Regions from separate parts of the Homo sapiens genome. Here regions 1, 2 and 3 are each linked to region 4. The links are chromatin contacts, found by Hi-C or POLR2A ChIA-PET in ENCODE. All regions are on one chromosome and are shown on one strand. The core of a region is the stretch at or near the end of the contact, and the rest is flanking DNA. Distances in the headings are between cores, read along the strand shown.

Region 1 (2,700 bases), core at 197-2,696, 2.0 Mb before region 4:
CCTTTCAGAAAGGAGTTATGACTGATGGAGAACGGGGAGGAGAGAGAGAGGGCTTTCCTGAAGGAATAGGGTCCCAGGATGTCGAGAGGTGCCAGTGGGTGCAAAGATTTTCTTGTCTGTCCACCACCCAGAGAGAAGACGCGGGGCAGGGGTGGGGGGGGGGGGGCAGACACTGGGGAGGGGGAGTAGTTCTTGGAAGGAGGTAACAGGCTCCTGGTAGGGGGCCTACAATTCCAGGAGTCTATCTGGGTAAAATATAACGTGAGAGGAAAAGGGCATGTTGTCTCTTCAAGCCCACTCTCCAATCCCCTAGTTTAAAAGGGGGTGGGGGGGAAGGGGAGGACGAAAATCCAGAACTTACAACGGTGGCCCGTAGGTATTTTCTCGCCAAGAAAAAGAAAAGAAAGCAAAAGAGGCAGTGGCGGCGAGAAGAGGGCAGGGGTCCGCCCGCGCCGCCAGGTGCACCGGGGCCCGCACCTACCTGCTGGCCGCCGCCGCCGCTGGAGTAGGACTCGGCGTGCGCAGGAGAGCCGCTGCTGCCCCGGGACGAGGTGTCAAAGTTCCCGGGATAATCCTGGTACATGATCCGCGGTGGGGGCCGGAGAGGAAACAGGGTGTTTTTCTTCCCCCGCCCTCGCCGCGGCCGCGCACCGGCTGCTGCGCGCTCGTTCGTCCGCCGGCCGCGCCGCGGGCTCTGGGCTTCGCTCCTGGGTTTCTCCCCCACCGCGGAGGGCGAGGACAGGGAGGCGGCGACACCTCAGGAACAGCGTCCCCCGAGCGTCCCTTACAGCACTTCTTTCCGGCTCTGCGAGCGCCGCGGGACCAGTTGTCCACCCGATCCCTCCCTCTAAAAAGTCGGCGCGTCTCTCGGTCCCTCCCCTGCGCGCGCCCTCCCGCCCCCGCGCGCAGCCGGAGCTCAGCGGGGACCCACGGCCCAATCAAAAATTGGAAATTAAAAAAAAGATTAGGAGCCCAGCGAGCCTGGCCTGCCAGCCCTGGGGACCCCCGATTTCAGACAGGGCCAAAAAGGCGGAAAGAAAAGCTGTCCGCTGGGAGAAACTTCTGTTTCTTCCTTTTAGAAAAGGAGCCGGAGAATAAACTTCCCGTGGCCGACTCGCCGCCCGAGTTTCGGGGCGGCTCGGATACTTGACTAGGAGAAGGCGGCGTGCGCCCGTCCCGCGGCCCCGAGCGCGCCAGGGGGACAGCGGCTCGTGGGGCTCAAGTAGAGCTGGCGCTGAGAGGGACGCGGCCCCGCTCCCCGCTCCGGCGCCCAGACCCGCACCCCTTCCCCGGAGCCCGCTCCCGGACGGGCCCGCCTCGCCCGGCCGCGCCTCTCCCTCTCTCTCTCTCTCTCTCTCCCTCTTTCTGTCCCCGCCGAGCGCCGCTCGTTCGCTCGCTCGCTGGTTCGCTCGGAGCCCTAGCGCTCTGCCCGAGATGAGTCACTACAATGGCACGAGTTCAACTCACACTCTTTATTCTCCAGCCCTGTACCATGTGGATTCACTCACGTCAACCCCAGACTCCACCTTGCAGGGAGGAGCGCACGAGGAGGCGGGGGGAGGAGGCCGCGGAGGAGGAAGAGGCGCGGGAGGGGAGGAGGCGGGCGCAGCTCTCCCCTCCCAGCCCCGGCTCCCGGCCGCGCTGACGCCAACCGCGCACCCCGCGCGAGGAAGCCAGGCGGTGGCACGGGCGGGAGCGGGCGCCACGCACGGTTCGGAGGCGCCGAGGCAGCCCCGGCCCTCCCCAGTCCCCCGCTCACCCCCCGGGCCCAGCGCCCTTGGTCTGTTCCATTGGCGCACGTTGCCAAAGATGGTCATTTGCGTTAGAGGACGCGAGTGCGGGTTTCCTCGCTTTCGGGTGACGTGGAGGGAGAGGGATTCCCTCGCCCGCTCCCGAGTGCGCTGCGGCCTCTCCCCCGCCCTGGGAAGGGGCTCGGGGCGGGGCCCCGAGAGCGGCCGCGCGGGTCTCGCCTCCGGATTTTAGAAAATAATCACAGCCCTGACGGCGAGACGGGCGGTTCGGTGCGGCGCCACCGGGAGGCCGGGAGCCGGGCGCGCAGAGCCGCTCGCAGGGAGGGCGCGGCTGCGCGCGGTCGTAGGCGCCCTCCGCGGCGCCGCCGAGTGCAGCGGGCGCCCCGGGCGCGCAGGGTGCCCGCGCCGCCCTGCGGCCGGGTGTTGGCGGGGCACGGCGCCGGGCGGGGCTGGCCTGCCTATTTTTCCCTCCGTGGCGGTCTGCCTACCGGTTCCCTTTTTGTTTTTTGTTTTTCATGTTTTCGGTCCTACAGTTAATTCGTTAGGAGTAGCCTTGAAGATGAAATTAACCAGTCAAGACATTCCGGCCGCCCTATACGCCGGGCAATTAGGACGCATCTAATAAGAGTAATCGGGCGTTTATAAGCAAACTCCAGACTGTTACGAATTAAAAAAAAAAAAAAAAAGCCAGCGAGAGGGTGTGCCCCAACGTTGTCGTCTTCAGCTGTTTTGGAGCGAAGTTCAGGGCGCGGGTTGCCGGACATTTGGGTCCTCCTCCCTCGCTGGGCGGGGCTGGGAGGGGCGCGGCGCAGGGTACAGAGCACAGACCTTAGAGCAGGAACGCCCGGCTACGCTATTTACGAGCTGTGAGATCTTGGACGAATTCCTTAACCTCTCTGGGCCTCAGTTTCCTCCTATAAAGTGAAGGAGTTTGGAGACATGACCTTAG
Region 2 (2,789 bases), core at 57-2,556, 2.5 Mb before region 4:
AAATTATTTAATCTCCCTGGGCCAGTTCTTTTACTCATAAAATGGATTTGTTTCTAACACAGAATTGTTGGAAACTTAAATGAGTGTCTAACGTGCCTCGTATTGCCAGACTCTCAATAAACTTTTGCCCAGTCAACTAATATCCAGCAAAGAGGCTAGCGATTTTTCTTTTTTTTTTGAGACAGAGTTTTGCTGTGTCGCGCAGGCTGGAGTGCAGTGGTAGCTCGATCTTGGCCCGCTGCAACCTCCGCCTCCTGGGTTCAAGCTATTCTCATGCCTCAGCCTCCCTTGTAGCTGGTATTACAGGCGTGCACCATCGCGCCCGACTAATTTTTTTCCCCCGAGAGGAGTTTTGCTCAGTCGCCCAGGCTGGAGTGCAGTGCCGAGATCTCAGCTCACTGCAACGTCTGCCTCCCGGGTTCAAGCGCTTCTCCTGCCTCAGCCTCCCGAGTAGCTGGGATTACAGGTGCGTGCCTCCACGCCCAGCTAATTTTTGTATTTTTAGTAGAGACGGGGTTTCACCACATTTGCCAGGCTGGTCCCGAACTCCTGACCTCAAATGAGCCGCTTGCCTCGGTCGGCTTCCCAAAATGCTGGGAGGCTAGTGATATTTAACGCTAAATAACTCTGGCCTCCAAAGATACCTGTTTCCATTTTAAGACACTTCTATTTCGTTTTGGGAGGGTAAACTAGTTATATTTTAATAATGAAAACATGTGTTACATAAGCACATAGTGAGTACTCGAATCAACCTCGGACTCTCCGGGCGTGAGGGGTGGGTGAGGGGACCGGCAGGTGGTCACAGCCCCATCAAAAGGGAGTTGGGGCTGGGGGATGTCGCGGTCAACTGGGAAAGGAGAGCCAATCAGCAAGTGGCGCGTCCCACGCCGTCTGTCAAATGCATCTGGGGGTTAGCTGTACTCATACATCTTGTGGGTGACTAGGTGACTTCCGTGTTCAAGACACAAGCGAGCTAAGCCTGGGATTTCAGTTTGCACAGCGCTTTGTTAAGTTTTGTCTCTCAATCTTGCTGTCCAAGAGCGAACCTGGAGGTCGTCTGTTAGCGGTAAATTCTTTACCCACATTCCGAAAAGGAAAACGGCGGCCGCGCGCGAGGACATATTCCTTGGATGGTCACTCAACCAGGACTCCGCTGCTCCCGCGCCCTAGCTTGACCTAGCGCACCGCCCCCTCCCCGACGCAGGCGCAGTCGCGGAGCTGTAGAGCCCCACGCAGCTGCAGAGCCATCGGGCTGCTGCGCCATGCGCGCGACTGGGAAAGAAGGGGTCGCGCTAGGCTTGCGTCACTCGTCTGCGACGGCGCCTTCGCGAAACACTATGCTAATGGCATGGTGCCGCGGTCCTGTCTTGCTGTGCCTGCGGCAGGGGCTCGGAACCAATTCATTCCTGCACGGCCTGGGGCAGGAGCCCTTCGAGGGAGCTCGGTCACTGTGTTGCAGGTCCTCGCCTAGAGACCTGCGAGATGGAGAAAGAGAGCACGAGGCGGCACAAAGGAAAGCCCCAGGAGCAGAGTCTTGCCCATCTCTCCCTCTGAGCATCTCGGACATTGGGACTGGATGTCTTTCGTCACTGGAAAACCTCAGACTGCCGACGCTGCGGGAAGAGTCATCCCCTCGAGAGCTCGAGGACTCGAGCGGAGACCAGGGCCGGTGCGGTCCCACACACCAGGGATCCGAGGATCCTTCGATGCTCTCGCAGGCCCAGTCCGCTACCGAGGTCGAAGAGCGTCACGTCTCCCCTTCTTGTTCAACTTCCAGAGAGAGACCCTTTCAGGCTGGGGAACTGATTTTAGCTGAGACTGGGGAGGGAGAAACAAAATTTAAGAAATTATTTAGGTTGAACAACTTCGGACTCTTAAATAGTAACTGGGGGGCAGTCCCGTTCGGCAAGATCGTGGGGAAGTTCCCCGGCCAGATACTGAGGAGTTCCTTCGGTAAGCAGTACATGCTGAGGAGGCCAGCCTTGGAAGACTATGTAGTATTGATGAAAAGAGGGACTGCCATAACATTCCCAAAGGTAATGCGATGGAGATAAGGTGTGTATTGGTTTCAGGAGGGGCAAAGACAGATGCAGTACTCAGTCCTGATTAATGTATTCAAAGACATCTCAGAACGTTTGGATTTTTTATTGTACTCAGGCTTTTAAAATAAACCAATGGTTATAACTTTTACATATCATGATGAAAATTAGCATTAGGGAACGGCTAGATTTTAATTTTAACTTAGGAGTCTCGAGTCCCTTATTTGTAAAATGTGGATAATAGCTCAACTTTCTGTTAGGGTGATGTGAACTCACTACGTACATAATAAGTACTAATTTTGTTCCCCATTACTCTTAAGTTTATAACTTCAGGACTCAAGAGAATGTTGAACTCTTAGGGAACAATTTTTTAGTACTACTATGATGATATTTTAATATTCAATAATCATGTTACAAGAGTATATTAACAATAGGTACATTACGGTGCTTTTCCCCTTTTAGGGAAGAAATAGAGTTTTATATTACAATAGCTAACATTCAACACCAAACATAAAATGACTATTCTTTATTAAAAAGTTAACTGCCTAAAGCCTAGTTTCAGTCTTTTTTTTAAGACAAGTTCTCACTCTGTCATCCAGGCTGGAGTGCAGTGTTGCGATCTTGGCTCCCTGCAACCTCTGCCTCCCGGGTTCAAGCGATTCTCCCACCACAGCCTCCTGAGTACCTGGGACTACAGGCATGCACCACCACCCCGGGCTAATTTTTGTAGAGACGGGGTTTCGCCTTATT
Region 3 (2,700 bases), core at 153-2,652, 2.4 Mb after region 4:
GCTTACTGCAATCTCTGCCTCCCGGGTTCAAGCGATTCTCCTGCCTCAGCCTCTCAAGTAGCTGGGATTACAGGCATGCACCACGACACCTGGCTAATTTTTTGTATTTTTAGTAGAGAGGGGGTTTCACCATGTTGGCCAGGTTGGTCTCGAACTCCTGACCTCAAGTGATCCGCCCGCCTTGGCCTCCCAAAGTGCTGGGATTACAGGCGTAAGCCCGGCCTGTACTGTGAATTTTTGAAATGAACCTAATTCCTACTTTACAGCAGAGCTTTTCTTTCTTTCTTTTTCTTTCTTTCTTTCCTTTCTTTCTTCCTTTCTCTCTCTCTTTCTTCTTTTTTTTTTTTCTGAGACAGGGTCTGGCTCTGTCATCCAGGCTGGAGTGCAGTGGCGTGATTTCGGCTCACTGCAACCTCCATCTTCTGGGTTCAAGTGGTTCTCATGCCTCAGCTTCCCGAGCAGCTGGGATTACAGGTGCCCACCACAACACCCATCGATTTTTTGTATTTTTAGTGGAGACAGGGTTTCACCATGTTGGTAAGGCTGATCTAGAACTCTTGACCTCAGGTGATCCACCCACCCCGGCCTCCCAAAGTACTGGGATTACAGGCTTGAGCCACCGCACCCGGCCTACAGCAGAGCTTTTCATATGAATTGTGTGGCTTAATTTTTTTTTCTTTGGAAGTTAAATTGCAAATGCTTTATCTGTGGGTTCAGCTTTTTGTATTCTTAATTCTTCAGCGGGCCGGGGGCAGGGGGCGGCGATAGAGGCGGCTCTTACAGGGTACTCATTCTTTGGCTCCGCCTTAGATCTGGCTAAGGGGATAGAAAACGACCCTGCCTCGCTTTGTTTAAAAACGCAGAGTTCTAGCATGGTGTTTCCCCCCCCCCTTCTCTTCTTAAGCTTACCAAGTTCCAGATACCGCCCAGATGAATTTTTTTTTTATCACAGCTGTCATTCTCATTTCTACAGGCATGAAAAGTGCGACTCAAGTTCAGTGTCTTGCCTCGGGTAGCTTGGGGATTCCCAGTCAGCTCCTCGCGCCTTCGTCGCCGCTCCCCTTCCACCCCGCGCCTTCGCCGGCCGTCCCCTGCTCCATCCAGGCCACGGGGGTGACGGTGGGGTCTGGGGCATTCAGGCCTGGCTGGGCATGAGGGCTTCAGGCCCAATTCCACGCCCGAACTCGTCCTGATTAGTCTGGCTTTTCTGGTCGCCCCAGCCCTGCGGTCGGGGAGAGCTGGAAACCACCGAGCTGACAGCCTAGAGCGTCGCTCCCCGGCCGCCGAGCGCTGACGCCGCGCCGGGGGCGGGGCAGCTGGAGGCGGCAGGGAGAGGAGCGAGCAGCCGGGAAGGGCTGGCCGGCTTCGCAGCGCCCCGCCGTGGCTGCGGCCGGAAGCGGTCTCGTTGGCCCTGCGGCGCTGGAGCCTTGACGCACGGAGCTCGAGAGCGAGAACGGGAGAGAAAGGGGTAGAAATGGCGGCTCCGCTCGGCTCCCGCTGAGGAGGGCGAAGCCGGCGGAGTGTCTGTGCTGCCGGTCTGCAGCACCGCCCCCGCTTCCCGCACGCCGCCTGCTCACGCCGACTTCCCTTCCTCTGCCCGGCTCTCTCTTGTGCTCGTCTGCGCTCCGCACGCTCCGGGCCGGCTCGTCTCTCATTGCCCGGCTCGGCTCCGCTGGCCCTGACTGACCGGCCGGCGGGCCGGCCTTGCTCGGCTCTCCCGGGCGCGGCGTGGACTCCGTCCCCCTGGCTGGACCATGGTGAACACCCGGAAGAGCTCTCTCCGCCTTCTCGGGTCCAAGTCTCCTGGTCCCGGGCCTGGGCCTGGGGCCGGAGCAGAGCCTGGGGCGACCGGAGGCAGCAGCCATTTCATCTCCTCTCGGACCCGCTCCTCCAAGACCCGCGCCGCCAGCTGCCCCGCCGCCAAAGCCGGGGGAAGCGGTGGCGCCGGCGTCACTCTGGATGAGGCCAGGGTAAGAGCGCGGCGTCCCGAGTCCGGAGGCTCGGAAGTGCCGGCCCTGCTGCCGGGGCTTTGTCTGGCCGGGTTGGGGGTAGGAAGCCTACAGTGGAGACCGCTCGGGCGGCTGGAGACAGGGTCTGCGGGCGCGGTGGAGGGTGGCACCCAGAGAAGGGCCGCGACGCTGGCCCCTTTGCTTTTCAAGCTGGCCCGGCTCTTTTGTGTGAAGAACAGCCCTTGAGTCCAGGGGAGAGGGCTTTGGGGGTCCCTTTCGGCGTCATTCGAACGATCTGCTGTCCGTGTCCTTGTCCTGCCCCAGAGGGGAATTCTAGCGGGGAAGCAAGAGCGAAGGGCCAGAGCCCCTGGGTGGAAGGGTTGGAGAAGTGAAAGTTTTCTGCGGTGTCAAACCCTTCTTGAAAGTGTGTCAGTTCCTGCCGCTGTCTAACTCCAGCTTACTCTCAGTTTGGGGGTGGTTCAAGTTGGTGAGGAAGTGAACAGAGAGCTCCAGTTGGCAGCCAGGCAGGGATGCTGAAAAAAGTTTGTAGCTGCTCTGACACCAACTTTAAAAACAAAATCAACGCTATCGCCTCTCCAGGCAGGAGAGATCAAACATGATATTATAGCTGGGGAACCAGCCAGCTAGCTCACCAAGGTGCTAGTAGGAACCAGAGCTTTCAGGTCACAGAAGGAGCACGTCGAAAGAAACAAGTGGAATGTTTCGGATAGTCAGCACCATCATGCCAAAA
Region 4 (2,700 bases), core at 21-2,520:
TTAGGTTATAAATGTGTGCTTTTTTTTCCCCAAGGAAGCCTCATTATAACTAAAATGATATCAACAAACTATTTTAGTGAACATTGGACGCTTGCTAAATCGACCTTTGTTTTCCAGGATGATAGGAAGTCATCTGCTGTCAGATACAGGAACTTATATAATAAAAAAGGGGGAAAGATCAGAACAGAAAATTACACGAAACTTCTAGTAAATTAAGACACTTATTTAGTTGAAAATATAAATCTAGGGAAGATTCTTTATAAGAAAAAGGAGATTTCCTATTATAAACACTGCTCCCATTGAAATAGCTATTTTATTGGCACTTAGAAAGTCAGACCCTAGTAAGGAAGAAAATGTTTTATATGTCAATATTTACCCTGCAGAACAGACAACAAAAGGGGAGTAGAGCTTAAGGCAAAACAGGAGGTATCTGGGTTAACAGCCTTCTAAAATGAAAGTTGAAAAGCACTGGCCCGAGTTACCAAGAAGGCTCTGGACCCTCTTTCCACTTAAAATGTTAAGACAAGTCATCACCTCGGTTCAGAATGGTATGGCACAATACGGCTTGAAAGCAGAGAAACATGCTATGTGACCTTCTAAGGACCCTTGCTTTTTTTTTTTTTAACTCGAGTTAAACAAAATCCATTATGACTTTTTCAGTTATTCATTCATTCCACAAATGCTTACTGGGTGCCTAGTATGCACATAGCACTGTGCTTAAGCCATGATGGTCCACAAGAAAACTCTAATGAGTTGGGCATTATATTCTAATGGCGAGACACGCTAAAGCAGCAATTCCATAAACGAACAGAGCGCACATTTAAGGGGGAAAGGGGCACGTAGGGAGGGCTTCTTTGAGGAAGCAATATTTAAGCTAAGATGTGAAGATGAACGGGTAACAACAAGGATGAAGGGTTAAAGCCCATATTTCAGGCTTGGTCGACTGGATGGTTAGAGTCATTCATTGGTAAAGGAACTGCGGATGGGAACCAGATTTGGAGGAAAGTTAACCACCCGCATTTATTTACTGGGGTCCTAGTATGTTGCCAAGCGCTTCACAAATTCCTCTAATCATTTTGCACAGCAGAAGCTATTACTTTCAGTTTCATACACAAAAGAGAGGCTGAGCGGGGTTAAAATGACGTGCCCAAGACGAAATAAAGAAATCTGACTTTTGTAATCAGGTTTGTATGTGCTCGAAAGCCCGCGCTCTTTCCACTCCACAGCTCCTTCCTGTGCACCTCCCTTTCATCTGGTGGCCCTAGCGCCACAAGCTGCCGCTTAGGAAGTCCCTGCCGGGAGCAGAAGTGGAGACATCAGCAGGATGGCATCGGCAAGTCGCTCCCCTCCCGGGCCTCATCTGCCAAACGATCATCTCCTCCTCCGAAGTTGTATGCATGACAGGCGAGTGGAAACTTCACTAAAATGAAGGCGATTGACACAACAGAAGGAACTCCATCCTTTCGGGGGCTTACGAAAATAATAAGTTTAAAAAAAATAGGAAGGGAATTCCCTCGCTCCATGATCACTGAGCGCTCTCCTAAGGAAAAGGAAATCTCCCGGGGGGTGCCGACTACGGGCGGCGGGCTTAGGATGCTCCCACGCTCCCCGACCCCCAATCCCCAGGACCCGCAGGACCTCCGGAGGAACGCCCGCCAGCCCGCCCGGAGCCACGCGGCACAAGGTGACACGGACCGCGCCGCGCGGGCCCCTCAGCCGCCTGGGCGAGGCCGGGAGCAGGGAGAGGGGCATCCGCCGGCCCGCGGTACCTTGTACTTATCAAAGCCAGCCAGCTGCTCCGGGCTCACGTATTCGTAGCCAGCCATGACGACCCGAAAACTGAGCGCCCACTCGGCAGCGACTCCCGGCTACAAGGCTGTGACACACAAGCACCACACCGGCTGGGCAAGGATGGCAAAGACTGGGCTGCCCGAGAAGGTAGGAGAGCCGCGCTCCGCCCACCGCGCACGCGTAGCCGCCTCGGCCCCTTCGGCCGCCTCTCAGTGCGCAAGCGCAGCCCACGCTTCTCCCCGCCCATCGAGGGGGGGTTGCTAGCCCGCTCGAGCGGCCCGTCCCCCGACACTGCTGTTGTCCAATCGGCGTGGATCAGGCAACACTAAGTCCCGCCTTCCAGCTCTCTTCGTCGCTTCATTTGCTAGCGTCAAAATTGGTGAGCTGAGGTAAGGCAAGAGAGGGGGTGAAAGGTCAATTTCCCAGCGGGCTTTGCTCCCGGTCCCGGGGGAAGGTGGGATTTCTGTGGTATCCGCACTTGCGTGGTGATCTGGGGTATACCGTTTTAGTCTTGGGGGTAGAGTGACTGCTTGCGAACCAGTTCAGCAGTGCCTCAGGTAAGAGGACTTAGTTCTCCCGCTGCAGCGAAGTAAAAGAGGAAGGAGGTCTGTACCGCGAGCCGCTCCCAGCTCCTGGTGCGGTGCGCTGCGTGCCGTAGAAATTTAGTAAACGTGGTTAGATGTAGAGAAGGCCGAGCTGCTGCCGGGGCCACGGGAGTCTTTGTGCGGTCAGCAGAGGGACTTGAAAGACAGGTGAAAGGACATTGGAGACAAGCCCCTCAGGTCTATGTTGCTTAGGAACCTTGGACCGCCTCATCGCACTCCGCTCTATCAAACCGTTCCAAATTAAGATTGCTGGTGTCTCCCGACCAGATAAAAGCAGTGATCTCTCAGTCTCGACGAGTCCTTA

The links. A loop is a pair of places that touch in the nucleus more often than their neighbours do. ChIA-PET counts read pairs that join two places held with the same protein, here RNA polymerase II (POLR2A). Pooled maps may share reads with other maps.
Region 1: a loop to region 4 is called in a pooled map, with 8 times the contacts of the local background. The contact joins the promoter of FOSL2 here to the promoter of ADGRF3 in region 4. A Hi-C loop is called at or near these places in 1 of 37 single-sample maps with no recorded cell type and 7 of 50 pooled maps. POLR2A ChIA-PET finds 5 or more read pairs at or near these places in 1 of 52 experiments (T-cell).
Region 2: a loop to region 4 is called in a map of CD8-positive, alpha-beta T cell, with 19 times the contacts of the local background. The contact joins the promoter of TRMT61B here to the promoter of ADGRF3 in region 4. A Hi-C loop is called at or near these places in 2 of 168 maps with a recorded cell type or tissue (CD4-positive, alpha-beta memory T cell and CD8-positive, alpha-beta T cell) and 6 of 50 pooled maps.
Region 3: a loop to region 4 is called in a map of B cell, with 12 times the contacts of the local background. The contact joins the promoter of ATAD2B here to the promoter of ADGRF3 in region 4. A Hi-C loop is called at or near these places in 2 of 168 maps with a recorded cell type or tissue (B cell and naive thymus-derived CD4-positive, alpha-beta T cell) and 9 of 50 pooled maps.

Annotation. Positions count from the first base shown.
Region 1 is chr2:28,391,604-28,394,303 of GRCh38, reverse strand. It overlaps FOSL2 (FOS like 2, AP-1 transcription factor subunit), which reads right to left and starts at 1,446. Exons shown (of 4, transcript NM_005253.4): 1 at 482-1,446. The coding sequence starts at 583. The region is part of intron 1 of FOSL2-AS1 (FOSL2 antisense RNA 1); the gene reads left to right. RefSeq lists enhancers at 1-329, 485-1,416 and silencers at 447-623, 1,110-2,229.
Region 2 is chr2:28,868,826-28,871,614 of GRCh38, reverse strand. TRMT61B (tRNA methyltransferase 61B) reads left to right here and starts at 1,306. Exons shown (of 7, transcript NM_017910.4): 1 at 1,306-2,036. The coding sequence starts at 1,338. RefSeq lists enhancers at 964-1,113, 1,344-1,513, 1,128-1,652, 2,282-2,789.
Region 3 is chr2:23,925,825-23,928,524 of GRCh38, reverse strand. It overlaps ATAD2B (ATPase family AAA domain containing 2B), which reads left to right and starts at 1,402. Exons shown (of 28, transcript NM_017552.4): 1 at 1,402-1,970. The coding sequence starts at 1,755. It also overlaps a transcript of UBXN2A not described here. RefSeq lists enhancers at 876-965, 552-1,468, 2,226-2,275, 1,469-2,387, 2,486-2,700 and silencers at 1,136-1,465, 1,666-1,745.
Region 4 is chr2:26,345,359-26,348,058 of GRCh38, reverse strand. It overlaps ADGRF3 (adhesion G protein-coupled receptor F3), which reads left to right and starts at 1,270. Exons shown (of 14, transcript NM_001321971.2): 1 at 1,270-1,938. The coding sequence starts at 1,825. It overlaps SELENOI (selenoprotein I), which reads right to left and starts at 1,916. Exons shown (of 10, transcript NM_033505.4): 1 at 1,770-1,916. The coding sequence starts at 1,826. RefSeq lists enhancers at 1,012-1,111, 1,224-1,991, 2,312-2,451 and silencers at 1,652-1,701, 1,762-1,821, 1,872-2,101.